2 separate regions of the Homo sapiens genome follow, and region 2 is linked to region 1. Evidence: chromatin loops called from intact Hi-C (ENCODE). Cell type or tissue: ascending aorta. All regions are shown on one strand. Each heading gives the region's core, and the rest is flanking DNA. Links, peaks and the distances in the headings are about the cores only.

Region 1 (16,350 bases), core at 6,441-11,440:
TTTTTATTTTTTATTTATTTTGTTTTTGAGATGGAGTCTTGTTCTTTGCCCAGGCTGCAGTGCAGTGAGGCAATCTCGGCTCACTGCAAACTCCGCCTCCTGAGTTCACGCCATTCTTCTGCCCCAGCCTCCTGAGTAGCTGGGACTATAGGCACCCGCCACCACACCGGCTAATTTTTCGTACTTTTAGTAGAGATGGGGTTTCACCGTGTTAACCAGGATGGCCTCGATCTCCTGACCTCATGATCCGCCTGCCTCGGCCTCCCAAAGTGCTGGCATTACAGGCGTGAGCCACCGCGCCCGGCCCTCCATGGGGTTTTGACTGCTGACCCATGACCTCCAGGGCTTGGACCAGGTGAATTACCAATTATAAAATTTAAACTTGGTTGTCTTATATAATTTTAAGTGGAATCTTAAGTACATCATGCCTTCCATAGTACTCTTCTTATGTTTAGTTAACAAATATTTATGAGTATTTTAATGTTTTCCCTTATCTGTCCTTACTATTAGTCAAAGAATATTAGGATCAATTGAAAAACATGTTTCAGTATTGCATTACTTAAATTCATATTTAAAATAAAGGCAAGAGATACAGGCAAACCTTGAGTGTTTTCTGTAGCTTGAAATATTTCAGAGCTCATACTGAAGCTGAAAAAAAGTATTTCCATTAAAAAATAATAGTTAATATTATTTTTATTATTAATTATTGCTGTCTTATGTAGTAACAAGTCTTAGATCACCTGTGCACATCATTATTTTATAAAAATATCATGATTATTAAACTATTTTAAGATACTTTGTTTCATCCTATCTTTTAAGTACATTATTATAAATAATTCCACTGAATAATCCATAATATTTTTGAGGGTTTTTATATTCTAAAAAGAGCTAAGCAATTTGCAATAATCTTTGCTTGTAAAGAGCAAATAAAACAGAAAGCATTCTGAAAGATTTTCTTCTCTCCAGACTGGTAAATTTGAATCAACCATCTCCTTTCCCTACCTTCTCTCATTTAATTTCATGTCATCTCTATTTATGTATGAGAAAACTAAGCCTACGCCTGAGGGATTTATCCATACCTGTAGCCTTAAAATTAGTGGCACCTAAACTGAGCTTCAAGTGTGCAAAGGTACTGACCCAAAACTGCTCCACTAGAGGAGGTGACACGTGCAGCTTGAACTTGGACTTCCCAGCTTCCAGAACTATGAAAAATAAATTTCTGTTCTTCATAAATGACCCAGTCTGTGGTATTCTGTTATAGCAGCATAAAAGGAATTGAGACATTACTCATATAAATTTTCAAAAAGCATGATTCTGTTTAAACACATTCCTATATACCTCTTGGGTGTAAATCTTCCTGTTTACTTTTAATAATTACTCTTTAATGTAAATTGTTTTTATTGAACATAACTTTCCTCCCCCTTCAATCATAAGTGCATGGCTTGATAAATTTTTATGTGATACATCCATATTACTATTCTCAAATAAATAAATACAACATAATCAGCACTCCAGAAGAACTCTTCTATATCCTCCCTTGCTGCCTGTGACACAAATAACCACTATTCTGACATCTAGAATCACAGATTAGGTTTACCTGTTTTCGAACTTTATGTAAATAGATTCATAAAATATGCACTCCTTTTGTCTGATTTTTTTAGCTTAATACCACATATGTGAGATTCACTTACATTTTTGCAAATTGTACTACTTTCATTTTCATTACTGTATAACTTTTTTTGTATTAATATGCCACAATTTTTATACTCATTCTATGACTGATGAACATTTTGGCAGTTTTCAGTTAAAGCTATTACTATTGATACTGTTAGGAATATTCTTTTACATATCTTTTGGTGTTAGAATGAAGTTCTAATAGTTATATACCTAGAGCAATAAATGCTGTGTCATAGACTTGTTTTTCAGCTTTAGTAGATACTGCCAAACACTTTTTCCAAAATGTTGTACTAATTTACAAATAGCTTGGCTGAAATTTGGAATACCTATCTTTTTCAGTTTAGACATCAGGATACTACTAATAAATCCTCAAATTATACTAGCCATTTGTTATTATCAATGACATTATCAAATTTTTGTTATAATTGGCATGTCATTGATGACCAATGCAGTTTCTCACTTACTCATATGATTATTGGTCATTTGGATATCTTCTTTTGTGAGGTACCTGTGTAAGTCTTTGCCATTTTTCGGTTTCATTGTTTATGAATTTCTAATATATTCTTGATAATGCTTTATATTTTATGGCTATTTTTAGGTTGGTTGCATTTTTTAAATAAGCATCTGAATGAAATAAAAAGTAAAGACATTTTGAGTGCATTTGTAAAGCAGAGAAAAGCTATGACTTAAATGAAAGCAAATGACTGTGTTTTGTGATATAACCTAGAAGAGTGTTTGCATTCCCAAATCTTTGAAGAGCTAGCTTTTCTCATTTTTGTTTGCAATCATTTGAAAATGTATAGATCTTAAAGATTATACATAATGCCATCTAAAGACCTTACTCCTAAAATATTGGGGGTTGTATATGTTGCCATTTTCTAAGTCCCCAAATGCTTTGAAAGAAGTTAATTATAAACACACTATTCTTTTCTGAAAAACACATGGAAGATTTTATTTTAAAAAAATACAGTCTTCTTACTCCACCCACATTTTTTAATGGGTTTCCTTTATTTGGTTAGATCTGAAAGAAATTTTTAATATGATATTTGAAATATCTATTATGTTTGCAAATTTAATAAAATTCCAAACCTAAAACATATTCCAGATTTAATTATTTTTTTCCATGCCTTTTATAAGATCTTATTTTTCTTCTAAATGATAGCTCTACACTGCTTAAAAATATTCATTCCATCAATTATCTCACTTGACTTAATCAAAAGTGAAAGAAGATATATTAAATTTACTTCTCTAGGGGTAGAGTAACCCAAACAAGCTATCCTCAAAAGCAGAGCCTGAGCAGAGTGTAGGAGAAAATACACTCATTTAGAGCCCAACTCTCTTAAAAATTACAAAGGGGAAAAATTGTTAAGACATAGCCATAAATGATAATATTGTTTTATTTTCACAAATTTAAAATTCACACCATTTGTCACATCCAAGTATCTCAAAAACAATTTCCAGCTAGATATAGTGGAACCCACACTGAGAATATAAATCAAATTTAAGCCAGGATTCTGGGAATCACAGCTTTCTTTTATGTAGAAAGTTGCATTCCTGGTTTCTTATCTTGTAGCTTTATACAAAAGAGGAAGAAAAAGAATAAGAACAAAGGCTACAGACGATGTAAAGATATGGCGATTGAAGTTAAATTTTGTCTCACATACGAGGAGCACTATAACAAAAAACATCTAGAACCATAAATTGTTAAAATTTAGATTCTATATTCCTTTTTTTTACTTAAGCTCGTTTGTAAGAAGCTCAAAAGTAAAAGGCTTTTGTTAGCTGGAATTGTCCTAGACTTTGAAAATGTGTTTTAAATAGAGAATGAATCATTATGGATGAGCATATTGGATTTGCAAGTATTTGACTGTTTTGATACTTTCTGCCTGAATGTTTTCCAACTCTCTGTACCATAGATGCTTCCCACACATTGAAATGTCTTGCAGTTGTTCAGAGTAAAGGAAACTAGGCAAGGAAGTCTATCTTCCAAAGACAGTCCCTCTATATATAGCATTCATTTGGCTGTCAAAACAGAAAAAGGCTGTCTGACAAATGTCTAAATATCACAATGTTCATGTAGGCTCATTGTCTGAGGTTTGTGTTTTACATTTACATTTAAACATGTTTACTATATTTATTGCTCATATATACAGTTTCTCATTTCAGTTTCAAATGATGTGTACACTATTTTTTTGCAGTTATGAAAAGTCACATTTTATGTGGTAGATAAATTAGTAGTTTTTAGCAAAATGGAATTTTATATATTGAAGAGACAGAAAAATACAAAAGAAAACAGTTTTTATTTTATTTGGCTCATAGCCATTATTAAAACTTGATTAAAAAATCCAAATACTGCCAAACGTTATTTCTCTTTTTCAGATCATTATCATGAATAGAGTCATTAAAGGTCTGTCTTCCTCTGCCCCAAATAAAATGAAATATTGTGGGTTTTAAGTCTATAAACTTGCTTGGTATAGAATTGGAGCTTCAAAGACATGTTACAATCTTCTAAAGACTTCAGGTGAATTCATATTCTGCACATATACAAATTCAGGGAACAATATCTAAGATAAGGAACAATTTTGGAGTCTTCTTATCTCTCTTTAATTGCACTTTTCACTCTTTTTCTAGCATTCCTTATTTTCTGGATGCCTGGTAATCTATTCTTATGTTAGTTCCTTTCTTCCTTGAAGGACGGCTATGTAATTAGTCAACTATTTCAAATAAAAAAAAATTATGTTTTTTCATCGTTGAGATTCCTTGTGCTATTTTGATTTAAATAGAAATTTCTCGGACATCGTGGTGCTTAACCCAAAGAAATAAATGTGGATGTCTAGACTGACTTCCTTCCCTTCCTTCTTTCTCCTTTCTAAAGTCGGAGAAAATAGGGTTCTTGCGTGGGATAGGGGCACAGAGTGTATACAGAAGGGTCTTAGTGAAGGCTAAGTAAAAAGCATTAAACACGAAGGAAGCAAGAACTTGGTTTTGCAACTATGGCTCAAGCCTGGACAAGTAAGAAATATAAAAAAGAGGTTAGAATTTGCATACAGATTCAAAATACAGTTTCCAGAAGACTTAAAGACCCCAGTTAAAGAATGAACATTGCAAAGTTCTCTTGTCCCTAGGCTAGTAGTACTCAGAAATAGTCTGCTGTTATATAGTCCTAGACAAATGCTTTAGAGAGTGACAGAATTAAAACCTGCATCACAACTCTGGGTTCGGGCCACATAGGGTGACCAACTTCTCCTTTTACCTTTAAGAGATCTGGAATATACTTTGGTTCTTCAGAAATTTCATCTCTTCTGGAACCCAGGGAACTTTAAAGAGAGACAAAAAAGTCCTCCTGACCTGTCTTTAGAGTTAATATCTGTCAGTGATGGTCAGGAACCTAATCAAAGGTCTGGGTACCTTTCGCTTTAAAATAAAGCATCCATTTTTTAATAGAAAGGTTTTCCTGTTGCAACTTATGAATGTATTTATTTGCTTGTTAGTTTGTTCATTTGTTCATATATTAAAGTAATAGTTATTTCATTTGTACCTTAGGTGATAGGATAAAATGATAAATAAGACTAGTTTGGGCTGGGCACAGTGGCTCATGCCTGTAATCCCAGCACTTTGGGAGGCTGAGGCGGGTGGATCACAAGGTCAGGAGATTGAGACCATCCTGGCTAACATGGTGAAACCCCATCTTTACTAAAAATACAAAAAATTAGCCAGACGTGGTGGCACGCACCTGTAGTCCCAGCTACTCAGGAGGCTGAGGCAGGAGAATCGCTGGGAGCCCGGAGGAGGAGGTTGCAGTGAGCGGAGGTCACACCACTGCATTCCAGCCTGGGCTATAGAGTGAGACTCTGTCTCCAAAAAAAAAGACAAATGAGGTGCAAGACAAATGAGGTGCCTATTCTCTTAGAGAGATCTGAATGAGACAAATAAGTACTTTTATACTACAGAGTTCTAACTTTTAATGAAAAGTCCTTATTTCAATAGACTTGTTTGTTGATAACTGGGACCTACGCTTTGTGACAGGGCATATTCCAGGATAATCTATTCTGAAATATTCAATAATATTTTATAATTTATAATAATAGGTACATCAAAAGTTACAGAGACAGCTCAATAAATACCTGCAGTTTTAGGAAAGATCAAAGGAAATCATCCTGATTATGTAGCCCTTGTTTAATGCAATCAGATATAATTATTAAGAATTTGCATCTGTATTTAGATACCTGAGTTTAGAATTCAAGATTAAAGGAAACATTTTGACTTTACAATTTTTTTTTATTTTTACAAAGACAGCTAAATATCTGGAAATTTTATCTCTTCATTTGGTTATATTTACAAATAAAGGATTTTTGTAACATCCGGCATTAAAAGGCATATCTCAAAGTAGCTTCAAAGAAATTCCAAGTCGCTTGTAAACCCAGATAGATCTTTTCATAAACATGGTGGCAAGTCATGGCAATACAGATTTTCAGTGTGGGATACTTTCCTATTTTATCAAACAGATGAGTTTCTTTAAGAAAAAGAAAGCTACTCCAAATATCCATATGTGACACAATTATGCAATGATGCCCTAAACCTTGATATTTTAAAACATTTTTAGAAAGTCTACTGTACAGAATGCCTTTTTCTACTCTGTATGTCTATAGCCTTCAAGATCAATCTCAAATTTCATTTCTGACAGTAGTCTAAGCAAGCAACTTTTTGAAACAGATCAAACACTTGATCTATTATATTAATCTCGAGACAGAATTGTTGAAATTCCCTAATTACTATAGAAATTTATCAATTTAGCTTTTAGCTTATTTTTTCTATGTATATTGCTACAGTTTGAATTTATGTGTTCCTCTAAAATTCACATGTTGAAATTTAAAGTCCAAGGTGATATTCTTAAGAGGAGAGGACTTTGGAGAAGTAGTGAAATCACGAGGGGGCTCTGCCCATGTGAATGGGATTAATATCCTTATAAAAGAGGCTTTTGAGAACTGCCTAACCCTTTTTCCCCTTCTTCCATATGAGGATGTGGTGTTGGTACCCTCCGGAGGCTGCAGTAATAAGGCTCCATCTTGGAAGCAGAGAGCAAGCCCTAACCAGAAAACAAACGTTCCAGAGCCTTGGTCATGGACCTCTTCTCAGCCTCCCTAACTATGATAAAAACAGTTTTTATTATTCATAAATTACCATTATCAGATATTTGTTATATAGCAGCAAAAACAAAGTAGGACATATGTTACAAAGCTATGTTGACAGGCACATACAGATTCATAAATGTTATATCTTCTTAGTGAGTTTTTCATTTTATCATTAAGTAACAGTCTTTTCAAATCAAAACATTTTTTCCTTTAAGTAGATTTTGTATGACAACAATGCTTGCTATGACGGGGCATTAAGCCAGACATTTTTCTTATCACCAAAGTGAAAAGGCACACAAGTCCCCAACATTATTTAGCCACATTGGGTACATTCTGTGGAATATTGTGCCTGAAAAGTCTAAAAGGGGAAAATTGCTCCAATGGAAGTAATGTTTTCATGTTGGTGAAGTTGTCAGATAAATGGTTAGAGTTTAGGAAAACATTCACTAAACCAAAGATTTTGCCAATTAATGGATAATGTAGTGAAACTCCTGATGTGGTAGGTCAATGAGTGGAAAAGTTTAATTAAATACTACATTTAATACAAATGGTTTTCTGCTATACTACTTGGGCTGTTCATGCTATGGATGCCTATCATCTTCTGGCTTCTTATTTGAAAAATAGCTTTAGACATTAAAATATTAGAAAAATAATACAAAGTGCTTGTAAACCCTAAATGTAGCTTTCCCTATTGAAAATATCTCACATAAACTTAATTATATAAATACAGAAATGTCACTGATACAGTAGTGTTAACTGCTCTCTCTACCTTATTAGAAGTTTTCAAATGTTCCCATTAGTGTCCTTTTCCTGATCCAGGATCCAACTCCAGACCCTACTTTGCATTTAGTTGTCAGGACTTTTAATTATCTTACGGTTTGTGATGGTTACTCAGTTTTCTTTGTCTTACATGACCCTGACAGATTTGAAGAGTACTATTTATTTAGTTTTTAGCATTTTCCTAAAGTTGGGGATATTTTTTTCAGGGTCAGATTCAGATTATGCATATGTGACAGGTATACTCAAAACGGTATTATGCCCTTCTCAATGTATCATTTGAAGATGAACATGATGATGATATGTCTTACTTTTAATGAGGTAAACTTGATAATTTTTGCCAAGTTTCCCTATTATAACATTTCTATTTTTCCTTTTGAAATTAATAAGTTTTTTGTGGGAAGATAACTATAGACTGTGCAAATATCTTGTTTCTAATTATAACTTTTCCACTAATTTTAGCATTCACTGATGACTCCTGACTGCAATAAGTATGACTAAATTGTTTACCAAGTGGTGAATTTTTATTGCTTCTCTTATATTTATTAATTTGAATTCTACTCTAAGAAAGAGATGTTTCTTTTATTCCATTTATTTGTATATGCACTCAATTATTTATTTCTGTCAATACAGACTCATTTATTTTATTTGATGGGCCAAAATTCATAGCTATCACTATTTAATTTTTTCCCCAAATTAACCCAGTTTGGGCTATTGAGAGATTCTTTAAACCGGCTCCTGTGAACCCTCATCTTTTTTAAAAAATTGTTTCTTCACTTTCTTCTTTTCTGGCATTCTAAGATATTCTGGACTCATCTTGGACTTCCTCAGCAATTGCCCAACCCTGGAATCAGCCATTTTTCTCAAGGATTCTTGTTTGTTTTTATTAGAAAATTGCATTTAGAAACCAAAATCTAGACATTTGGTGTTCTCACTACTACTAGGATGTTATTGCTGTTATGCCTTCTCTGTAAACAAAACTTGAAAGTATTTGTGTATATAGTAACACATACGTACACACGTCTACATCTATTTCTTATTTATTCACATTACTTATAATAAAAGCCAAGAGTTTTGATAAATATTTTCAGTTCCAACCCAACATCACAGAGTTCATTCTAGCCTTCCACTTTCCTTATTTGTAACTCCTTTCTCTGATAGTGAGAAACTTGTGTTGTTACCCACAGTCTATTTCTGTAAGACACAATTACATAATATATTTTCAGAATTACTAATACATATACCAGTAAAGCAAAATTTAGCTAGAGTATTATTCGTATACAATTATTTTTATCTTTATCCTTACGTATCTTGTCAAAATAATCTTTTGGAATCTACTTCATCTTGTTATTTTTCCCTGACCCCTTCAGTAGGGCTATGTTATTAATCTGTAATAGAGTTAGGCTTATTCATTATGGTTTTATTCCATTTTTGGTTCCCCTTAAGACATCCAGCTTGAGTTTATCAATATATTGGTTCTGTTTGTGAAATGTTGCTATGATCCTTAGCTGCAGAAGTATACTTAAAGGTATACCTAGAGTAATGTCTCTCTCTCCCCTTTTCTTCTAACCCCCATTCCCTTTTTCTTTTCACTCCATTCTCATTATTTCTCATTCATTTTTTATTTTTACTACTTGAATTACTTTATTCACAAATGAGCAGATGTGTTCATTATTTTCTTATTTACTCTTTTTTTCTTATATAAAAGGCAATGCACTATAGGTATTCAGGTATTCTTTTGCATTTTAGTATTTACACTTGAAAATACATCCTGAAAATCACTCCATATCAGTTAATAGAAATCTTTTTTATTCATTTTTATAGCTGCAAATGGAGTACGAAATATTCTTAAATGTCTATACATACAAACTGATAACTATTTTTATTCATTAATTTTGATGACTACTTACATTCAAATCAAAATAAAATGCCACACCACTTGCTGCCTGAATTTTTATCCCTTTCCTGGCTTCATGAATCAGGCAAACACACATGTCTTGACTCATGTACATGTTCTAGCTGTTACTTATCACCCTCTTCCTGTTACTTCTTGCTTGAGTTGGCTTCTGCTTCATCTTGTGATCTCATATTTGAATCTGAGTCTGCGAGTCTCTGATTCTCCCCTCCTCTTTCTAGCTCTGGGCACCTTTCATCAGTATTGGTCCCACCTTGGCAGCAACATGACTCCCAGTCTGTGTGTCAGTTTCTTGGTGAACTCCTCCAGCCGTAGTGGTCTTACTTTTACAGTAGGCCTAGTCTACTTGGGTCCAATCCAGCTGATTCTACTCCAGCTTCTATCTTTTCTCTCTGACTTCTCTGCAGCACTCACATACTCTAAACAAGATACCTGGGATACTGTCCAAGTTGCAGAATAAAACTGTGCTTTAAAATTTAGCACTTTTTTTTTCTAAAAAAAGAGGGTTACTTCTTTTTGACTATATCTGTGCTATGCTTTTACTCTGACTATTCATTTAGGACACTGTTGAAGCAGCTCCCTGACAAAATTTATCCATTTATAGTAAATGTTTCACTTCATGGAAACCTGCTGAAATGGAAAGTATTTTGGAAATAAATTAAACATAGACTATTTTTGAAAACTATGCATAGGCAGATTCAGCAAATGTTGATAGCTTGGAAATTCCTGATACTTTAAAGGGAAGAGGAAAAAAAAAAAACTATACTTCTTTGGTAAAAAGTTTTTAGTTTCCCACATCTTACCTCATTTTTACAGATGCAGTGATTAAGACCCTGATCAGGTGTCCCAAGGAGTCTAATACATCTGAAAAGAAAACTTCTTAGTTATTCATATAACCTTGAACAGCACAAATCAAAATGCAGAAATAATATATCTACATTTAACTCTCTTATTACTAAAATATTATGAGATCTTCTTTATTTCCTTTTTCTGTCAACACATGTAACAATTTAGACATCAAATTTGAGCTATATGAAGAGCAGGGGGCAGCCATTAGAAGAAATAAGTAGAAAACATATGCAACAAATATTTGTGATAAAGCAAGCCATTTCATTATCCACATGCAGTTTGAGCCTCTTTACTACATTCTCATTTTTGGCAGAAATCAATTTGCCTCTTTTTCACATCAATGGAACATCTCCTAGATGAAGCCCTGAGGTGGGTATATAAAGGGTATCTGACTTTTTCATTAATGCAAAGCTATTAAAGCCATAAATAGGAATTAACAGCATTCAACATTCACTGCAGAAGGACTCCTCTAGCAAATAGTCCATAGAAAAAAAAACAGAACAATTTTTCATTTAAGTCTGGCATTTATAGGTTGGAGGTGATCTAAAAATTGCAGCATAGAAACGTAAGTTCTAAAGGTGAAAATGGCGCAATAGTGGTCAGAGCTGAATAATTCACTTTTCTCAGATCAGGTTTAATTTTACTTGTACTATAAATGCATAGACAGATATTTGCTACTCTAAAAATACACTGTGTATATTTACTTGCTACAGATGTCTGATGAGTCACTGCACAATATGTTTCGGATAGGTGAAAATGATTTGAATATCTAACAGAATTGCAACTAAAATAAATATAGTATTTAAAAATAAACTACAGAGGTTAAACATGCTGAGACATTTTAAGGTTAGCATTGCCTACTTGATGAACAGAGGATTCATGATCATCTCTCTGTTTCCCTCTGCATTTCTCATTGTTTGACATGCTCGTCTCAAACAGAGCAGATGTTGGCTGGTTCTTATAAGTAGTTTCTGAGAGACCCCATCTTCCTTGCAGTTGTCAACCATCAGGAGCTGGGGATCCTGTTCACTATTAGTAGGTAGTCCCCTACATTATACTTAGAAATCAGGAAATTTTGTGTCAAAAATGAAGTTCTAAAGTGGGAGAGGGGAATGTAAATTGTGGAATTCAATTACATGGAGAATATGAACAGTCATCCAACTCAAAAGCATTTAACTCAGAGAAGAAATCTCACTACAACCCCCAGATGGATGAAATGACCAACTTACAACTTACCATTTTCACTTACTTACAAAGCAATGCATTCTACTATTCCATTGTTGGACATTCTGAGCCATTAAAAAGTTCTTTAATTTTAGCTAGTATGTCTCTTTGCAATTTCTTATGTTAATCTTATATTTGCCCTCTGGTGCCACTAAACTAAACCTAATACCTGTTTTTGCAGGTTAGACTGCAACTACTTGTTTAAAATATCCAGTCATTAACAGTTCTTCATGTAATGTAACTATAAGATTCTCTCTTCCTTTTCCAAGTTTTTGCAGCTATTTGGAGAAAAAGTGACTAAACAGGCCACTTAACATCCTTAACAGCTCCCATTTAAAATACTGGCATTGCCCACACTTTTGTCCAGGAAATCTATAATCTGCCTTCAACGGGCCCTTCTGCCTTAGTTCCAGATCCTTTACCCACCAGTTCACTTCTTGAATACTTCCTGTCCTTTAACCCAACGTGCTTCCCAAAGCCACCGCTTCTGAAGCATCAAGTTCACTTTATCTCACAAAAGCCAGTTCTGACAAATCCTATCCCTAATCCAGCTCCCAAGAAGTCCAGCTTTGACAAGGATTCTAATTTCAGGAGTGGTGGCTAGCCTAAATTTATGTAGACAGCCTAAATTAACACTGAGTTCTTAAGACTCCATAAGCCGTACTCAACAAAATTGATCAAGTTAATTTGTTTTGTTTTGCTTTTTACTGGCTGAGAACACTTTTGAGGCACCAAATTTGCCTTAAAAGCAAATATATATTTTTTTAAAAAAGCAAGACTAGGCTGGGCGCGGTGGCTCATGCCTCTAATCTCAGCACTTTGGGAGGCTGGGGTGGGTGGATCATGAGGTCAGGAGTTTGAGACCAGCCTGGCCAACATAGGGAACCCCGTCTCTACTAAAAATACAAAAATTAGCTGGGCATGGTGGTATGTGCCTGTAGTCCCACCTACTCAGGAGGCTGAGGCAGGAGAATCGCTTGAACCCAGGAGGCAGAGGTTGTGGTGAGCAGAGATCATGCCACTGCACTCCAGGCTGGGTGACAGAGCAAGACTCCATCTCAAAAAAAAACAAAAGCAAGACTGTCTCCCTACCAGAGCCTTTATCATCACCATGACTCATGACTATACAAAGACGTTACTATTTTGAGATCTAGTATTATAAACCCAAGAATAACTCACATTTAAAAAAATACCCAAATTTGAATGTAAAACTTCGTTTGTGTTCAATTTATTGGGAGATAAGAGAGTCAACAAATTTCTGATCTCAAGGAGTTTATAATCTAATTAAAGAAATAAAGTGACAATTACAGTGCTATTTGATCAGTGCTTTGACAGAAATAGCTGTTCTGTGCTAAAAGTAAATAAAAAGGGACCCAATTAGAAGGAGTGGAGGCATTTATCTTAGAGGATATGAAACATGAGCTGAGTTGTGATTTACAGATAGGAGTGAGCCAGAAAAAGGTGATAAGAAGCATACACAAGGCAGATGCAACAAATGAACCTTGTTGTAAACCTGGGAGAGGGACTTTTGTACCCTGAGAATTATTTGTGATGGTGAAATATGTAATGAGAGCCTGTGAACTATGAGAGGTCTGGAAGGTATGCAGGCATCACACAATAAAACACCTTACAAAACAATGCAAATACATCAGTATTTACTCTGAAGGAAAGAAAAATCACTCAAACCAAGAGGAAGTATACTGTCAAATTTAGGAGACTGATGTGGAGATTGAACTTGAGAAGTATGAAACTAAAGGTGGGGAGACCAGTGAAAGGCCTTTGAAGTGAAGGACTGCCAGAGTAATTCTGCAGAGAAATAAATAAAGCTTTGAACAATGGGAAATATAGAATGTCAACTCCTTGAAGGCAAGGGTTTCTAGCTCTTTTGTTCATTTCTAAGTCCTAAGAACCTAGAATTGTGCCTGATACATAGGAAGTTTATAAATATTTGAAGAAAGGAGATGGAAGGATAGAAAGAAGGAAGGATAGAAGGAAGGAAGGACAATTGAAGACATATCAGAAGAATTCATTGACAGATCTTGTAGACTCATTCATTAGAGTATTACTCCATGTTTCTGCTTTGGTTACTTGGGTACTCAGTTGTTCCTTTCACTGAAACAAAAAGTATAGGAAAAGTAACAGGTTAGTGTGAGAAATGTATGGCCGTATTGAACATATTGACTGACTACTAAAAGCCAGACATTATGCTAAGTACTGGAAATACAATAATAAACAAAGCATTGTCCTTGCTCTTAATAGAACTTATAATCTTGTGTAGCCAAAATAAACAAATAAGTACATAAAATATATACAGCTTATTAAATGAGGGACATCATTAGGAGGCCAAGAAGATAGTTAGTTGAGCTAGTGGTCAACTACTACAGGTAGGTAGGTAGTCATGAAAAATGTTTCCAGTGTAAAAACTGATGTTAGGACTTGAAATGTTGGGAAGAAATCATATGAAAGCTAGTAGAAGAATGCTCTGCGTATAAAACAGAGTTTGTCATGTTCAAGAATCTGAAAGGAGGCTAATGTGTCTAGAGTATATACAGTACAAGGAAGTTCAGGCCGAACATTTTTAAAATGGGGAGGAATTTGTGGTTCTCAGTGAATAAAATATAAGAATAAAGTAGATGGCATCTGGAAAAATAGAAGTTAGTTGTCAGAGATTGGAAGAGCAGAATTTAGGTTTTCAGATGTGTAGCAGCTCCAGATGATGGCCAAGTTCAGGATGTGACCTTGAGGATCCACATCTAGAGTGGAGACATTGTGAAAGTTATCAAAAATGCGGAAGTCAAGGCATGTTAAAGACAGGTGTTAAGTGGATAGATGTTAAGTGGATTGTCCTCAGGGTCTTTGAGTTAGGTTAGGTATCATAGAAAGCAAAACTGCACTCTGTGATTGAACAACTTTACTAATTTCTAAATGGGCAAAAAAAAAATTGCTTATTGAAAACATTGAAAATTTTTGGTTTTTTTCACATATACATGGGATAGTAAGAAATGTGTTATACTTTACCTGAAACTGTCATTTTTGCCAACAGCAACAAATACTCCATATTGTAGCAGAAACAAATAATCCAGTCATTAAAATAGTCAGAAGCAGTGATTCCTAAAATTGCTTCAGTATAAAAATCCTCTAGGATGCTTGTTAAAAATGCACACTCTTGGGTCTAATTCCAGATTTACTGAATCACAATCTCCAGGAGCAGTGCTTGGAAATTTTTATTTCCAAAAACGTGTCCTAAACAGTTCTAAAAATCAGGCAAGACTGGGAAATGTTGATGTAGTAGAAATATATCATACTATGTGTCAGGAAACACGATCCCAGGCCCATTTCTCTGCTAATCAGCTTTAGGCTTTAGGTTCAATTGTACAGTCTTCTTTAAGACTCAGTTTCCCCTTATACAAAATAATTTTTTGAGGTTTTTTCCATATACAACTTTCCTGTTGCTATCACTTCTATGGATATTTATGTAGGAATTTTCCCATATACCTCAAATCAGGTTATAATGTTTTAACATAAGGCAACATAAAAAACAAATGAACAACAACTTACAAATACTTTGCTGAAGATTTCTTGAAATTGATGATGGCCCTTTTCTTTATTTCTCATATTTTCACTTTACCAGTTTACCCTACCATTGTGGAAATAATCTAAGAGATTTTAAAACCCTCTTATTTTGGGTGTCTTTAAAAATTTCAAATAAAATAGCTAATCAAAAGAAAAACAAACTCAGTTAAAATGAGTATTTTTATATTTAAATTATTTCTATTCAAAGGAAACCCCAGTAGGCTGCAAAAGAAATTTAATTTTTAACAATAACATTTTCTATTAAAATATTTTATATTTTTTATTTCAAAGCCATGTTTGCAATTAGTTATATGATACAGTACGACATCTTCAGTAATATATGTATTACTATCTGCTGTACTATAAAAGCATTAATTAGCTTGGAATATAAAATAAGACCTGTGAATACTGTGCATGTAAACATAAAAAAAGAATTTAGCTCAGGCTACAATGAAATATAAGTACTAACTGAATGATCTCTGTACAATCCTGTTTACAAGTACCCACTTCATCCAGTTTGTGTAGCGCCTCCAGATATTCAGGTAAGAAGACCAATTAGCATTAATGCCTGGAAGCAGAATTGAAATGAAGCACATACGCCAGTGTCACAAGTGAAAGATTAACCCTATTCAAAGTCATACTCAGTGCTGTGTTTGCTACCTACATTATAGCCAGATTTGAAATGTCAAATCTATTTACTGTAAACATCTTGAGGAAAGAGAACATGAGTTTCTGTTAAAGACAAAAATCAGTTTATTTTAATTGGCATAGAGAAAACCTGGGGATTTCAACTGTGTTTACTAATTTTCTTCAGCAAACCATGACGTTCAAAAGAGGAATTCACTAGAATATAGCATATTTGGGTGTTTACGAATTTGAGGAAAATCTTTATTTAGTTGAAAAAAGACTTGGCTTTTTTGCCATGTCTTTTCTCAGAATCTGACACAAGCAGCTCTATGTCAGATCCAGAACACAGGACAAAAAAGCAAGTTGATGGGCCTCTAGTGATAATATGGAATTTGAAGTTCTAAGAACTAGATGTTCATTGAAAAACTGAACTGCAATTTGCCAAGGTCAGAGAGTGACATTTTCATAAATTAATGCTATCAGAAGCTGCTGGAATATTCACAATTGTCTCATTTGAAACCAGCAGAAATTCCAACAGAGGTCATGCTTATTATGCTGGGAGCAAATCCCAATGTA
Region 2 (16,350 bases), core at 4,631-9,630, 61 kb before region 1:
TTCATTTGTCTCAGTGTTCATTCGAACATTGTTCTAGTACATTTTTACCTTTTCTTCCAACTTCTTTCAAAACTCTTCAACAATTCTACTCCCTTTTATACTCTTTAAACCTTTACACTTTGACTTTAAATCACATGTGTTTATCTCTGCTTCCTCTCAAATGGCCACTAAATTGACAATAAAGAATATAAAATGGTAAAACCCACGTGGACAAAGATTATGGAAGTGGAGACAATGGGAGATCAGTTGGAAACCAAATGGAAAAGTTATAACAAATCCAACTGGCTGGAAAGAACTGAAACGTTAAGTGCATGGTGAGGAGAATGCTGATAATGAGCCAAACCATTTCATGGCAGGGGACTTTTTAAAAGTTCAGAGATTGGAGATACTCTTCCCAGTTAGGAAGAGTAGTGAGTGCATAACCAGAAATGGGGTAATTATTTGTGCATCTATATATAAAAGACTTAAATCCAGATTGTTCCATAATGCCACCTAACCAGGTGAATGCTCCCAGGCAGAACAAAGGTTTACTCTCTGAGGAAACTTAGTAGAAGAAGCTGGAAACTATAGACTCATGTATGTTGAAAAACAGGAGCAAGATGTGTAACTAAAATAAGATATTTTATTGAAGGCCTGCTCACTTAGTCCTCTTTGCTTCTGGAACAACTATGGCCAGGCAAAATTACATGAAGCAGGAGTCAAGGATTCCTTTCTAAAGAAACTGGATAATCATAGGGGGAAAATACCCTATGTACTAACTTGTGCATTCTCCACTGTTAAATACGTGACTCCTCATTCAGTGACTACACAGTGAAGCTAACCTATCAGCTCTAAGTTGTGCCTGCAAAGCCGATGATCAAATATGAACAGGCACTGAGTGTAGTATATTTTATTATTGGCAAAATATTCACTGGCCCTCCCCACCAGACCCATTCCTGGTGGGAGGATGGTTAATTTCACCTCATTGACATAAACCCTGATTATGTGATTTGCTTTGACTAATGAAATATGAACAGAAGGGATGGGTGTATTCCCCCTTTGAGCACAAGTTTTAAGAGTTCTTATTGGTTTTATCATTCCTATTTGCCATCTGTAATTACACTAATGATGTCTTGCACAGAGGATTGAGAAAACAGAGGAGAAAAGGTAGCATAAGGAAATTTTGATAATTAAAGTGCATAAAATGCTATATTGAAAATGCTCCTCCAATGCTGAAGAAGTGAATAAAAGTAAACTCACACAGAGACACATTATCATCACATTTCAGAAAAACATAAATTAAAAGATAATCCTGTTAGATTCTAGATAAAAACAAATGATCGCCACCACCATCACAAGCAGTTATAGCATTGGAAAGCAGGACAGAGTTAAATTTTTCCGCAGCAATAGCTCGGGTCCGAAGACTATGGTAAACTGCCTTCAAATGTATAAACTTGTCTTAATCAGGGTTATCCAGAGAAACAGAAATAATAGAATATAGATATGTGTGAATAGATATAAATAGAGAGGGGGAAGAGAGAGAGATTTATTATAAAATATTGGTTGCTACGTTATTCAATTTGTTGGCATAAAATTGCTCATAGTAGTCTTTTATGATCCTTTGCATTTCCGTAGTATTATTTGTAGTGTCTCCACTTTCATTTATACTTTACTTGAGACATAGCTTTTTTCTTTAGCTAATATTTTATCCATTTTTAGCTTTCCAGAAAGCAAACTCTTAGTTCTGTTTATCTTTTTCTATTCGCGATTTCATTTATTTCTGCTCTAATATTTATTATTTTTTTCCTTTGGGAAAGAAGTTTGGGCTAACTTTGGGCTTAGTTTGTTTGGGCTTAGTTTGTTCTTTTTCTAGTTTCTTGAGGTATAAACCTCCCTCTTAGAACTGCTTTTGCTGCATCTCACACATTTTGGTATATTGCATTTCCATTTTCATTTGACTCAATATACTTTTTCATTTCCTGTTTGATATTTTTCTTTTGTCTGTTGCTTGTGCAGGAGTGTATTCTTTAAGTTCCACATATTTGTAAATTTTCCTCTTGTTACTGATTTCTACTTTCAAAGCTTAGTGGATAGAAAAGATGTTTGATACAATTTTCATCTTACTACATTTGTTATGACTTGCTTAGTGGCCTAAAGTATGACCTATCCTAGAGTATTTCATGTGTGCTTGAGAAGAATATGCATGTGGCTGCTGTTAGAAGAAATATTTAATATTTGTCTGTTAGGTCCATCTGATTTAAATTACAGTTCAAATCTAATGTTTCTTTTTCTGACTTTTTGTCTGGACGATGTAACCACTGTTGAAAGTGGAGTATTGAAGTCCCCTACTATTATCATGTTGCTATATCTCTCTTCTGCTTCATATATTTAGGCACTCCATTTTGGGGTGCGTATATATTTATAATTATTATGTCTTCTTGATAGATTGACCCATTTATCCTTATGGAGTAATCTTCTTTTTCTCTTGGTACACTTTTTGACTGACTTCTATTTTATCTGACATAAGTTTATATACCCCCTTCTCTCTTTTGTTTTCTACTTGTATGAAATGTATATTTCCATCCTTTCACTTTCAGCCCATTACTGTTTTTGAAGCTAAGGTAAATCCTTTATAGGCAGCATAGAGTTGGCTTTTTCTTTTTTCTTTTTTTTTTACTTTAAGTTCTGGAATAGCATTGAATCTATACACGTGCAGAAAGTGCAGGACTGTTATGTAGGTAAATGTGTGCCATGGTGGTTTGCACCTATCAACCTGTCACCTAGGTTTTAAGCACTGCGTGCATTAGCTGTTTGTCCTGATGATCTCCCTCCCCTCGTTCCTGCCTACCAAGGGGCCCCGATGTGTGTTGTTCCCATCCCTGTGTCCATGTGTTCTCATTGTTCAACTCCCACTTATGAGTGAGAACATGTGGTGTTTGGTTTTCTGTTCCTGTGTTAGTTTGCTGAGGATGATGGCTTCCAGCTTAATCTGTGCCTCTGCAAAGGACATGATCTCATTCCTTTTTATGGCTGCGTAGATTTCCATGGTGTATATGTGCCTCATTTTTTTTTAATCCAGTCTACCATCGATGGACATTTGGGTTGATTCCATGTCTTTGCTATTGTGAATAGTGCTGCAATAAATATACGTGTGCATGTATCTTTATAATAGAATTATTTATATTCCTTTGGTTATCCCAAGGAATCCCAGTGATTGGGATTGCTGGGTCAAATAGTATTTCTGGTTCTAGATCCTTGAGGAATAGCCACACTGTCTTCCACAATGGTTGAACAAATTTACTTTCCCACAAACAGTGTAGTGTTCCCATTTCTCCACAGCCTCGCCAGCATCTATTGTTTCTTGACTTTTTAATAATCGCCATTCTGACTGGCATGAGATGGTATCTCATTGTGGTTTCAATTTGCATTTCTCTAATGATCACTGATGTTGAGCTTTTTTTCATAAGTTTGTTGGCCACATAAATGTCTCCTTTTAAGAAGTGTCCATTCATATCCTTTGCCCACTTTTTGGTGGGGTTGTTTGGTTTTTTTTTTTTGTACATTTCTTTAAGTTCCTTGTAAATTCCAGATATTAGACTTGTCAGATGGGTAGATTGCAAAAATGTTCTGCTATTCTGTAGGTTGCCTGTTCACTCTGATGATAGTTTCTTTTGCTGTGCAGAAACTCTTTAGTTTAATGAGATTTCATTTGTCAATTTTAGCTTTTGTTGTAATTGCTTTTGGCAATTTCATCATAAAATCTTTGCCATGCCTGTGTCCTGAATGGTATTGTCTAAGTTTTCTTCTAGGGTTTTTATAGTTTTCAATTTTACATTTAAGTCTTTAATCCATCTTGAGTTAATTTTTGTATAAGGTATAAAGAGGGGTCCAGTTTCAGTTTTCTCCGTATGGCTAGCCAGTTCTCCCAGCACCATTTATTAAATAAGGAATCCTTTCCCCATTGGTTGCTTTTGTCAGGATTTTCAAAGATCAGATAGTTGTAAGTGTGTGGTCTTATGTCTGAGGTCTCTATTCTGTTCCATTGGTCCATATGTCTGTTTTTGGTACCAGTATTATGCTGTTTTGGTTACTGTAGCCTTGTAGTACAGTTTGAAGTCAGATCACATGGTGCCTCCAGGTTTCTTCTTTTTCCTTAGGATTGTCTTGGCTCTGTGGGCTCTTTTTTGGTTCCATATAAATTTTAAAGTAGTTTTCTCTAATTCTTTGAAGAATGTCTATGGTAGTTTTATGGGAATAGCATTTAATCTATAAATTACTTTGAGCAGTATGGCCATTTTCATGATATTGATTCTTTGTATCCAAGAGGATGGGATGTTTTTCCATTTGTCTGTTTCCTCTCTTATTTCCTTTAGCAGTGGTTTGCAGCTCTCCTTGAAGAGGTTCTTCATGTCCCTTGTTAGCTGTATTCCTAGGTATTTTATTCTCTTTGTAACAATTGTGAATGGGAGTTCATTCATGATTTGGCTTTCTGCTTGTCTATTGTTGGTATATAGAAGTGCTTGTGAATTTTGCACATTTATTTTGTATCCTGAGACTTTGCTGAAGTTGCTCATCAGCTTAAGGAGTTTTGGGGCTGAGACAATGAGGTTTTCTAAATATAGTATCATGTTGTCTGCAAACAGAGACAGTTTGACTTCCTATCTTCTTATTTGAATACCCTTTATTTCTTTCTGTTGCCTGATTGCCCTGGCCAGGACTTCCAACACTCTGTTGAATAGAAGTGGTGAAAGAGGGCCTCTTTGTTCTGTGCTGGTTTTCAAAGGGAATGCTTCCAGCTTTTGCTCATTCAGTAGGGTATTTACTGTGGGTTTATCATAAATAGCTCTTATTATTTTGAGATATGTTCCATCAATACCTAGTTTATTGAGAGTTTTTAACAAGAAGTGATGTTGAATTTTCTCAAAGGCCTTTGCTGCATCTATTGAGATAATCATATGGTTTTAGTCATTGGTTCTCTTTATGTGATGTATCACATGTATTGATTTGCATATGTTGAACCAGCCTTGCATCCCAGCGATGAAACCGACTTGATCGTGGTGGATGAGCTTTTTGATGTGCTGCTGGATTCGGTTTGCCAGTATTTTATTGAGGACTTTTGCATCAAAGTTCATCAGGGATATTGGTCTGAAGTTTTATTTTTTTGTTGTGTTTCTGTGAGGTTTTGGTATCAGGGTAATGCTGGCATCATAAAATGAGTTAAGGAGGAGTTCCTCCTTTTCAATTGTTTGAAATAGTTGTGAAGCAATGGTACCAGCTCCTCCTTCTACCTCTGGTAGAATTTGGCTGTGGATCTGTCTGGTCCTGAGCCTTTTTTGGTTGGTAGGCTATTTATCACTGCCTCAATTTCAGAACTTGTTATTGGGATACTCAGGGATTTGACTTTCTTCTGGTTTAGTCTTGGGAGGTTGTATGTGTCCAGGAATTTATCCATTTCTTCCTGATTGTCTAGTTTATTTGTGTCGAGGTGTTTATAGTCTTCTCTGATGGTAGTTGTATTTCTGTGGGATCTGTGGTGATATCCTCTTTATCATTTCTTATTGTGTCTATTTGATTCTTCTCTCTTTTCTTCTTTTTTAGTCTGGCTAGTGGCCTATTTTATTAATTTTTTCAAAAAAACAGCTCCTAGATTCATTGATTTTTTGAAGGGTTTTGTGTGTCTCTATCTCCTTCAGTTCTGCTCTGATCTTAGTTATTTCTTGTTTCTGCTAGCTTTTGGATTTGTTTGCTCTTGCTTCTCTCGTTCTTTTAATTGTGATGTTAAGGTGTCTATTTGAGATCTTTCTAGCTTTCTGATGTGGGCATTTAGTGCTATAAGTTTCCCCCTTAACACTGCTTTAGCTGAATCCCAGAGATTCTTGTACATTGTTTCTTTGTTTTCATTGGTTTCAAAGAACTTTTTGATTTCTTCCTTAATTTCATTATTTACCTAGGAGCCATTCAGGACCAGGTTGTTCAATTTCCATATAGTTGTGTAGTTTTGCGTGAGATTCTTAATCCGGATTCTAATTTGTTTGCACTGTGGTCTGAGAGACTGTTTTTTATGATTTCAGTTCTTTTGCATTTGCTGAGGTGTGTTTCACTTCTAATTATGTGGTCGATTTTAAAGTAAGTGTCATGTGACACTGAGAAAAATGTATATTCTGTTGTTTTGGGGTGGAGAGTTCTGTAGATATCTGTTAAGTCTACTTGATCCAGAGCTAAGTTCAAGTCCTCAATATCCTTGTTAATTTTCTGTCTTGTTGATCTGTCTAGTATTAACAGTGGGGTGTTAAAGTCTCCCACTATTACTGCGTGGGAATCTAAGTCTCTTTGTAAGTCTCTAAAACTTGCTTTATGAATCTGGGTGCTCCTGTATTGGGTGCTTACATATTTAGGATAGTTAGATCTTCTTGTTGAATTGATCCTTTTACCTGTGTAATGCTCTTTTTTGTCTTTTTTGATCTTTGTTGGTTTAAAGGCTCTTTTTTCAGAGTCTAGGATTGCAACCTTTGTTTTTTTTTCTTTCCATTTGCTTAATAAATTTTCCTCCATCCCTTTATTTTGAGCCTATGTATGTCTGTGCACATGAGATGGATCTCTTGAATACAGCACATCAGTGGATCTTGACTCTATCCAATTTGCCAGTCTGTCTCTTTTAATTGGGACATTTAGCCTATTTACATTTAAGGATACTATTATTATGTGTGAATTTGACCCTGTCAACATGATGTTATATCATGATTTTGCACACTAGTTAATGCCATTTCTTCATAGCGTCATTGGTCTTTATATTTTTGTGTGTTTTGCTGTGGTGGTACCAGTTTTCCCTTTCCATATTTAGTACTGCCTTCAGTAGCTCTTGCAAGGTAGGCCTGGTAGTGATGAATTCCCTCAGCATTTGCTTGTCTGAAAATGATTTTATTTCTCCTTTGCTTATGAGGCTTAGTTTGGCCAGATACAAAATTCTGGGCTGAAAATGATTTTATTTAAAAATGTTGATGATTGGCCTCCACTCTTTTCTGGCTTGTTGGGTTTTTTTTTTTTTTTTCAGGCATAAAAACACATTTATTGGTCAAAACTTTTACAAATGGAAAGCTTTTAAAAAACATACCGCAACGAATCCCATATGGAAAATATACAAATTTCACAGTCTCCTATAAAGATTTTAACAAGTAATAAACAGTGTTATTCCATAGTTTTGAATGATAGAAAGGAGGAAACTTCTGAGATAAATTCCACCTATTTTTGTTTAGGGAATTAAATTATTTCTCAGAAACACATGACTAAATATTATTGTGATCCTGGAGAAATTCCAGTAGCAATTTGTTGGGTTTTTGCTGAGAGATCCACTGTTAGTCTGATGGGCTTCCCTGTGTAGGTGACCTGGCCTTTCTCTCTGGCTGCCTTTAATATTTTTTCCTTCATTTTGACTTTGGTGAACTGATGATCATGTGTCTTTGGGTTGATCTCTCATGGAGTATCTTAGTGGGGTTCTCTGTATTTCCTGAATTTGAATGTTGGTCTGTCTTCCTATATTGGGGAAGTTAATATCCTGAAGTGTGTTTTCCAACTTGGTTCTATTCTCCCCATCTCTTTCAGGTACTCCAATCAGTCTTTTTATATAGTCACATATTTCTTGGAGGTTTTGTTCATTCGTTTTCATTCTGTTTTCTCTAATCTTGTCTGCCTGCCTTATTTCAGCAAGACAGTCTTCCATCTCTGATATTCTTTCTTCTACCTGATTGATTCAGCTATTGATACTTGTGTATGCTTCATGAAGTTATCTGATTCAGTTATTGATACTTGTGTATGCTTCATAAAGTTCTTATGCTGCATTTTTCAGCTTCATCAGGTCATTTCTGTTCCTCTCTAAACCGTTATTCTAGTCAGCAACTCCTGTAACCTTTTATCAAGGTTCTTAGTTTCTTTGCATTAGGTTAGAACATGCTCCTTTACCTCAGCAAAATTTGTTATTGCCCACCTTCTGAAGCCTACGTCTGTCAGTTCATCCATCTCATCCTCCGTCTAGTTCTGCCCTTGTTGGAGAAGGGTTGCAAACATTTGTAGGAGAACAGGCACTCTGGCCTTTTGGGTTTTCAGTGTTTTTTCATTGACTCTTTCTCATCTTCATGAATTTGTCTAGTTTTGATCTTTGAGGCTGCTGACTTTTGGATGAGGTTTTCATGGGTACATTTTTCGTTGATGCTGTTGCTGTTGCTTTGTGTTTCTTTTTATTTCAATAGTCAAGTCCCTCTTCTCTGGGGCTGCTGTGGTTTGCTGTGGGTTCACTTCAGGCCCTATTCATCTGGTTCACTTCCACGCCTGGAGATGTCACTCGAGGAGGTTGGAGAAGAGCAAAGATGGGTGACTGCTCTTTCCTCTCATACCTCTGACCTCAAGGGTCACTGATCTGATGCCAGTAGGGACGCTCCTATATAGGATGTCTGACAACCCCTGTTGAGGGGTCTCACCCAGTTGGGTGGCATGGGAAGCAGGACCCATTTAATGAAGAACTTTGGCTGCCCCTTGGTGGAGGGGGTGTGCTGGCTGCACTGAGGGGAAACCCCCTCATCTGGGCTGCCCAGATTCCTCAGAGCTACCAGGAGGAAAGACTAAGTCTGCTGGTCCATGGAGACTATGGCCACCCCTCCCTATAGTGGCTCAGGCCCAGGGAGATCACAGTTCTATCCCTGAGCCCTTGGCTGGAGTTACAGTTCCTGCAGGGAGGCCCTGCAGCCTCAATGTTTGCTGCTGCACCTCCCCCAAGGAGCTCAGAAGGCTTAGACAGCAGGCAGCCGCAGCAGTGGTGATGGCCGCTCCTCCCCCTGGGAACTCAACTGGCTTAGGCCAATTCTAGCTGAGTGAGAATCTGCAGGGCTTCGTGGTTGGGACTTAAGGCCCTGGTGGCGTGGGCTTACGAGTGGGATCTTCCGATCTTGGATTGCACAATTCCGTGGGAAAAGCATGGTTTCCCAGGCTTGGTAGCATGCTCACTCACTGCCTCCCTTGTCTGGGGTTGGGGGCTCCCCTGACCTTTGTGGCTCTCAGGTGGGCTGCCACATGACACTGCTCTTCCTTCTTCTCCCTGGGTCATGCCAGCCACCTACTCAGTCCTAATGACAGAACCTGCATACCTCGGTTGCTGGTGCAGGATTCACACACTGTTTTGGATCTTTTCCATGGGAGCCTCAGATCACCGCTGCTTCTAGTCTGCCATCTTGGCCCTGCTGCCCCAGTTGACTCCTTAAAAATAAAAAAAATTCATTCTGCCACTGTATGTATTTTGGTTGGAGAATTTAATTAATTTACTTAAATGTTATTATTAATTGCTATTTTGTTAATTTTTTTCTGACTTTTTAATAATTCTTTTGTTCCCTTCTTTTTCTCTTGCTGTCTTCCCTTTTGATGATGTTTTGTAATGGTATGTTTTAATTCTTTACTTTTCATATTTTCTATATCAGTTATAGGGTTTTACTTTGTAGTAACCTTAAAAAAGGCTTAAATAAAATATGTTATAGTTGTAACATTCTACTTTAAGTTGATAACGTCTTAAATTTAATCACATACAAAGTTCTACACTTTTACTCATACCCTTCCACACATTTAATATTGTTGATGTCACAGTTTAAATCTTTTCGTATTGTATATCCATTGAGAAAATACTGTAGCTGTGGCTCTTTTGGGCTCTTTTGTCTTTTAACCTTTATATGAGATAGTTAAAGGTGGATTACAGACCACTATTACAATAGTAGAGTACTCTGTATTTGAGTATATATCCACCTTTACCAGTGAAATTAATGCTTTCATATAACATGATTTTATGTTACTAATTAACACCCTTTCATTTTGACTTGAATAACTAACTCCCTTTAGCATTTTCTGTAAGCAGGTTTAGTGGTGATGACCTCCTTCAGCTTTTATTTGTCTGAAAAAATCTTTATCTTTCCTTCGTTTCTGAAGGACACCTTTGCCAGATAAAGTATTCTTGCTTAGCAGTTTTTTCTTTCAGCTCTTTCAATGTATCACCTCACTCTGTCCTGGCCTGAAAGGTTTCTGCTGATAAATGTGCTAATAGCCTTATGTAGGTTACCTTGCATGTGACCTGTTAATTTTTGCTTACTGTTTACAAAATTGTCTTTTTCTTTGATTTTTGAAAATTTAATTATCGTGTGTCTCAGTGAAGCCCTCTTTAGAGTGAATCTGTTTTGGAACTTTAAACTTCATGAATGTGGATATTTTCATCTTTCCCAAGATTTGGACACTCTTCAGCCATTATTTCTTTAAATAAGCTTTCTGTTCCTTTCTCTATATTTTCTTCTGGATTTCAGTAGTACCTGTATTGATTCACTTAATGGTATCCCATAACTTCTGTAGACTTTCTTCGTTCTTTTTTCAAAATTCTTGATTTTCTCCTCTGACGGGATAATTTCAAAACATCTGTCTTAAAGTTTCACAGATTCTTTCTTCTGCCTGATTGAGTCATCTATTGAAGTTCTTTATTGAATATTCATTTCATTTATTGTACACTGCAACTCCAGAATTTATATTTGGTTCTTTCTTTTTATGATTTGTATTTCTTTGTTGAACTTTGCATTTCGTTCATGTAGTGCTTTCATGAGTTCCTTGAGTTGTTTATTAGTGTTCTCTTATATCTCACTGAGATAGTTTTAAATGATTATTTTAAATTGGGGAGGGGGGTAACTCTTTGATCTTTACATCTTTTAGGTCGGTTTTTGGAAAATTGTTGTGTTTCTTTGGTGCGATCATGTTTTCTTCCACTTTTGTGTTTCTTGTAGCCTTGCATTGATGTCTGTGCATTTGAGGGAGTAGTCACTTCTTCCAGCCTATCAAACTGGTTTCAATGGAGAAAGACTTCACCTGCAGGCAGTTGCAAGGGCATTGCCTGGTTGGGGTGCTGCATTTCCAATTCTGAAAGAGCACAACAGTGTGGTCTCTGCGAAACTCTGTCAGCTGAGGTCAACATTGGTAAAGACTGTAGGAATATTCAGAAACTAAGGCTATGAGTGTCTGTGGCAGTGGTGGCTACTAGGGCTGTTAGTATCCTTGGTGGTAAAGTCTACTGTGGTCCTAGCACTTGTCTTTTTCCCCAGTGGGGGAAGTTCTGGCCAGGGAGAATTCTCTTTGTATCATGTCTATTATACTGTCCTCCATGGAGTGGGAATGCACAGGGATCCAAGACACAGGTACTCCTGTGGCTCTTTCTATTGAGAGAACACTCCAGCATGGATTTTGGACAGCTCTGTCAGCTGGCCTCAGCATTGGGAAAGACTGCAGAGGTCCTTGGTGGCTAAAGCTGCAGATGACTGTAGCAGCGAGAAAGATTGCTGGGGTTCACCCGCTCTCTTTTATTTTCCTTCAGGGAAAACCCCTTTGGAGAAATTTCTCTCAGTTTTGAGCTCTCTGGAATGAAGCATGGGATGATGCAACAGATGCTTTTACTCTTTTCTGTGTGGCCATCCTAAGTTCTTGTGCTCCACAAGATTTCTGAGCTTCTTGGTTGTAGCGTGAACATTTCCCAGAGCTATTTTTGTTTGTATGTAGTTGTTTATTCATTGTTTGGCGAAAGAGCTGCGAGTTGGTACCTCCTAGTCTGTCATCCTGCTGATGCCACTGTCCCTATGGTTGCATTGAATTAATATTAATTTTTCTTTGATAGCTTGGTATAACTCTCTAGTAAGACCATTTGGCATGAAGTTTTCTTTTTTGGCATGTTTTAAATTATTAATTTTATTTCTTTAATAATTATAGGACTATTCAAATAGCATTTTATTTGGGGTAAGTTATAGTAGTTTGTGTGTGTGTGTGTGTGTGTGTGTGTGTGTGTGTCTGTGTGTATTTAAAAAATTAGGCCAGAAACAGTGACTTATGCCTGTAGTCCCGGCACTTTGGGAGGCCAAGGCAGGCTGATGGCTTGAGCCCAGGAGTTCAACACCAGCCTTGGTAACATATAACATAGCGAGTCCTTGTCTCTACAAAAAATAAAAATTAGCCAGGCTTGGTAGCATGTAGTCCCAGCTACCCAGAAGGCTTGAGGTGGTAGGATCACTTGAGCCCTGGAGACAGAGGTTTCAGCGAACTGAGGTCCTGCAACTCTGCTCCAGCCCAGATGACAGAGTGAGACCCTACCCTGTCTCAAAGAAAAAAAAAAAAAGTTCATTTTATCCAAGATTCAAACTTTTGTGTACAAAGTCGTGCATAGTATTTTCTTATAATTTTGATGTCTATAAGGTCTGTAGAGATAATCCTTATTTTGTTCCTAATGTTGGTAATTTGTGTATTTTCTCTCTTTTATTTTTGTCAAATCTTTTTATGTATTTTTTAATTTTATTGATCTTTTCAAAGAAATAATTTTTGATTGTATTGATTTTTCTGTTTTCAGTTTTATTAATTTGTACTCCAATAATTGTTCTCTTATTTCTTCTCTAGGTTGGTATGTATTTTTTATTTTTTTCTGGATTCTTAGGGTAAGACATTAGATTATTGACATGAGATGTCCTCTTTTCTAATGTAATCATTGAATGACATAATTTTTTTCTCAGCACAGCTTTAGCTGTGTCATAATTCTCTTGCTGTGTTGTATTGTACTTTTTATTCAGTTCACTAAGTACTCCCTAGAGACTTCAACTCTTTAAAGTTCTTGAGGTTTGTTTTATGACCCAGACTATTACCCATTTTAGGCTATATTCATATCAGATGAAGTAGTAAAGTTGACTTTTTTCTGCTTGATTTTATTAATGTTTGTAGGATATATATTTTTCTATTTATTTACTTTAACCTACCTATATCATTTTATATGAAGTGAGATTCTTATATTCGAGTCATATTTGCTTTTTAATTCACTCTCCTAATATCTGCCTTTTAAGTGATGTAATTAAACTATTTATGTTTAATGTAATTATTGTTATGTTTGGGATTAATTCTTCCACTTAATTTTGTATTCCCTGTTCTCTTTGTTTTTATTTTTCTCTTTCTTTCTGTCTTACTGTGAATAACATGGACATTTTTTAGAACTCTATTGCGGTTTATCTGCAGTGTTTTGAGTATATATCTTTGCATACCTTCTTATTTTTTTGATTGCTCTAGGTATTATACATAACTTACCAGAATCCATGAGTGTCAGCAATTTATCAGTTCAAGTATAAAATTTTAATTCTCTTTAAATCCCTTTAATTCCCCTCTTTATAATCATTTCAAATATATCCTCCACATTTATTTAGAACCATATATTTACCCACAACACAGAATGCTCTAATTTTTGCTTCAACTATTATACATAACTTAGAAAACTGAAGGGAAAAGTAAAATATATTGTATCGACCCACATTTTTACTCTGTTCTTGCTTTTTATTCATTGCTGATACTACAAAAATCCTTTTATTATTTTGTTTGTGTTTAGATAACTCCCTTTGAAAATTCTGTTAAGGTATACTGGCTGGGGACAAATTCTTTTAGGTTTTCTTTATTTGAGAATGTTATCATTTCCCCTTCATTTCTGAAAGCTATTTTCATTGCCTACAGAAATCTGAGTTGGCAATTCTTTCCCTTCAGCTCTTGAAAAATATTGTGCCACTAACTTTTGACCTTCATTATTTTTATCAGATGTCTATTATTAAAATTATTTTCCTATATAGGTAGCATTTTTCTCTTGCTATTTTTGATATATTTTTGTTATCTTCTTTAGTCTTCTGAAGTTTGACTGTGATATGCCTTTATGTAGATACTCTGGGTTTATCTTGTCTTAAGTTCACTCAGCTTGTTGATGCTGTTGATTTATCTCTCTAGCCAAATTTGAAAAGTCTTCAACCATTATTTTTCAAAATTTTTCATGCCTACCTTTTCTCTTCTTCCAGGGCTCTTTTGATTTGTAGTTAGATCTTCCACTGTGATCCTACAGGTCCTTGAGTGCCTGTTTATTTCATTTCCAGTCTATTTTTCACTCTGTTGTTCAGATTGAATAATTTCTATTGTTTCTTCAAGTTCACTGATTGTTCCTTTTTTGTCCCGTATTATGTTATTGGGCTCTCACAGTGAATTTGTTTATTTTGTTGTATTTTTATCTCTTAATTCTTAATTTGGTTTTTCTTTATATTTTCTATTTCTTTATTGAGATTTTAGATTTTTGTCAATTATCTTTGTAATTGATTTTAGAAACACTTTTAGGATGGCTGCTTTAAAATATTTATCAGGTGGTACTAACCTCTGTACTCTCCGAGTTAGTGTCCATTTTTTGTCTTTTGTCATTTAATTTGACATTTTCTTTGTTCATTGTATGATGAGTGATTTTCTGTTTAAAAATGACCATTTTAGGTATTAAGTTACAAGACTTTGGATGTTATTTGAACTTCAGTTTCACTTGACTTCCTCTGATACCGCTATGGCGGAGTAAAGAGGAATACTGCCTCATTAATGTCAGGTTGGGATAGAGGATGGAAGTCAATGTTCTACACTTGGTCACTGTTGACACCAGAGGAAGGAAGGGCTTCTCATTACTGCTTGGTGAGTGTAGGAATACTGGCTCCCTATAGGCCTCTGATAAAACTGCCTTGTCTGGAAAGGGTAGTATTTCCTTGATATTGTTCCCCATATGACATCCACTGATATCACTGTGGTGTGGCCTTGCCTATCATTGGGTGGTGGCTAGTGGCCTAACTATTCACTTGGCCTCTTCTGATACGACCCAACTAGGAAGAACTAGAGATGACTTGATACAGCTAGAAAGAAATGTCCTTGTTACAACCTGATGAAGGTGGAAGTGTATGTTCCCACCTGCCTTTGCTGGTGGGGACAGGGTGGAACCAGATTTTTCTGTGGTATTTGGCTAGAGTGTGGCAGTTATCTAAAAGGTTTTTTTAAATATATTTAGAAAGGGACCAGACTACACCTCTCCTGGTCCTTTAGCTATAGGACCCCTCTCCTGGTCCTTTAGCTATAGAAAGTAAGCTTTTGTTGGGTCATTTCTGTCTGCATCCACTGGCATTCCTAGGTTGTCAACTTTTCCATATTGATTCTTTTACCCCAAGATCCCTAGCCACTCTGCCTTCCTATCTCCACCTTTCAGACTGTGTTAGTCAGCCATAACAAACTACCACAGACTATCTTAAAGGACAGAAATTTATTTCTCATAGTTCTGGAGATTGGATGTCCTAGATCAAAGTGTCAAAAGGTCTGGTTTCTCCTGTTTCTCCTTTGCTTGCAGGAGGCCACCTTCTCCCTGCATTCTCTCTTGGCCTTTTCTCTGAGTGTGTATATCCCTAGTATTTCTTCCTTTTCTTATAAGGACACTAGTCGTATTGGATTAGGATCCCAACCTTGTAACATCATTTAATATTAATTTTCTCTTTAAAGGCCCTATCTTCATACATAGTCACATTGGGGGTTAAGGCTTCAAGGTAGGAATTTGTGACAGAAACAGTTCAATTCATATCACTTTACCTTCTGTACCCCCAAAATTCATATCCTTTTCACATTCAAATGCATTAATACCCATTCCAACAGCCCTCAAAATCTTAACGCATTCCAAATACCACAGAAGAAGTCTGGTTCCACCCCATTCCCACCAGTAAAGACAGGTGGGCTTATAGGCTTCCACTTTCAACAGACAGTAATACAACTGAGTATGAAGACAGGACATTCCTTTCTAGCTATAATAAATCATCTCTAGTCCTCCCTAGTAGGGGGATATCAGAGGAGGCCAAGTGCACAGTTAGGCCACTAACCACCACCTAATGGTAGCAAGGCCACACCACAATGATATCAATGGATGTCATGTGAGGAGCAATACCAAGGAACTACTAACCTTTTCCAGCATAAACTCTTAATCAAAGTTTCATCTAAATATTATTGAAATCAGGTAGAGGTGAAACTTGAGGTATGATTTATCTTGTTTGAAATCAAACAAGTATGTGCTTCCAAAATACAATGATGGCACAGGCATAAGATAAACATTCCCAGCTAAAAGGAGAAATTAGAAAGAAGAAAGGGCTCGTAAGTTCCTAGAAAGTCCAAACCTAGCAAGGCAAATTTTATTATATTTTAAGGCTAAAGAATGTAATTCTCTTTGGCTCTATGCTCTTTCCTCTGGACCCAGTGGGATAGCAGCACAGCCTTCTGTATCCCTTGTGATTGAATAGAAATGGATGTTTAATAAAAATATATTCGATGGATGTTGTTCCTGTTGTTTGGAACACCCCACATTCTCCCAAGGGAAGGCCATGGAGAAACTTGAAGATATAGAGAGGATGTGACATCTTTATGAATAAAAAAAAAAGGGTGAAAAAAGGAAAGAAAAGAGGGGAAAGAAAGAAAGAAAAAGAAAGAAGGAAAAAGAAAGAAAGAGAAAGAAGCAAGCTA

What was found. Peaks named below come from ENCODE experiments on the same cell type or tissue, not always from the same donor. Only the 100,000 strongest peaks of a DNase experiment are listed, where the experiment ranks them.
Region 2: it touches region 1 in a loop (3-fold over the local background); 2 of 110 quality-filtered maps call a loop at or near these places.

What each region holds. Positions count from the first base shown.
Region 1 is chr9:25,697,437-25,713,786 of GRCh38, reverse strand. No RefSeq gene overlaps it. Among named protein-coding and RNA genes, the nearest start is that of TUSC1, 27 kb to the right of the region's middle. In ascending aorta, for the core only: no CTCF peak of the experiment used is centred there; no DNase peak of the experiment used is centred there; H3K27ac peaks cover 408 bases.
Region 2 is chr9:25,756,358-25,772,707 of GRCh38, reverse strand. No RefSeq gene overlaps it. Among named protein-coding and RNA genes, the nearest start is that of LINC01241, 16 kb to the left of the region's middle. In ascending aorta, for the core only: no CTCF peak of the experiment used is centred there; no DNase peak of the experiment used is centred there.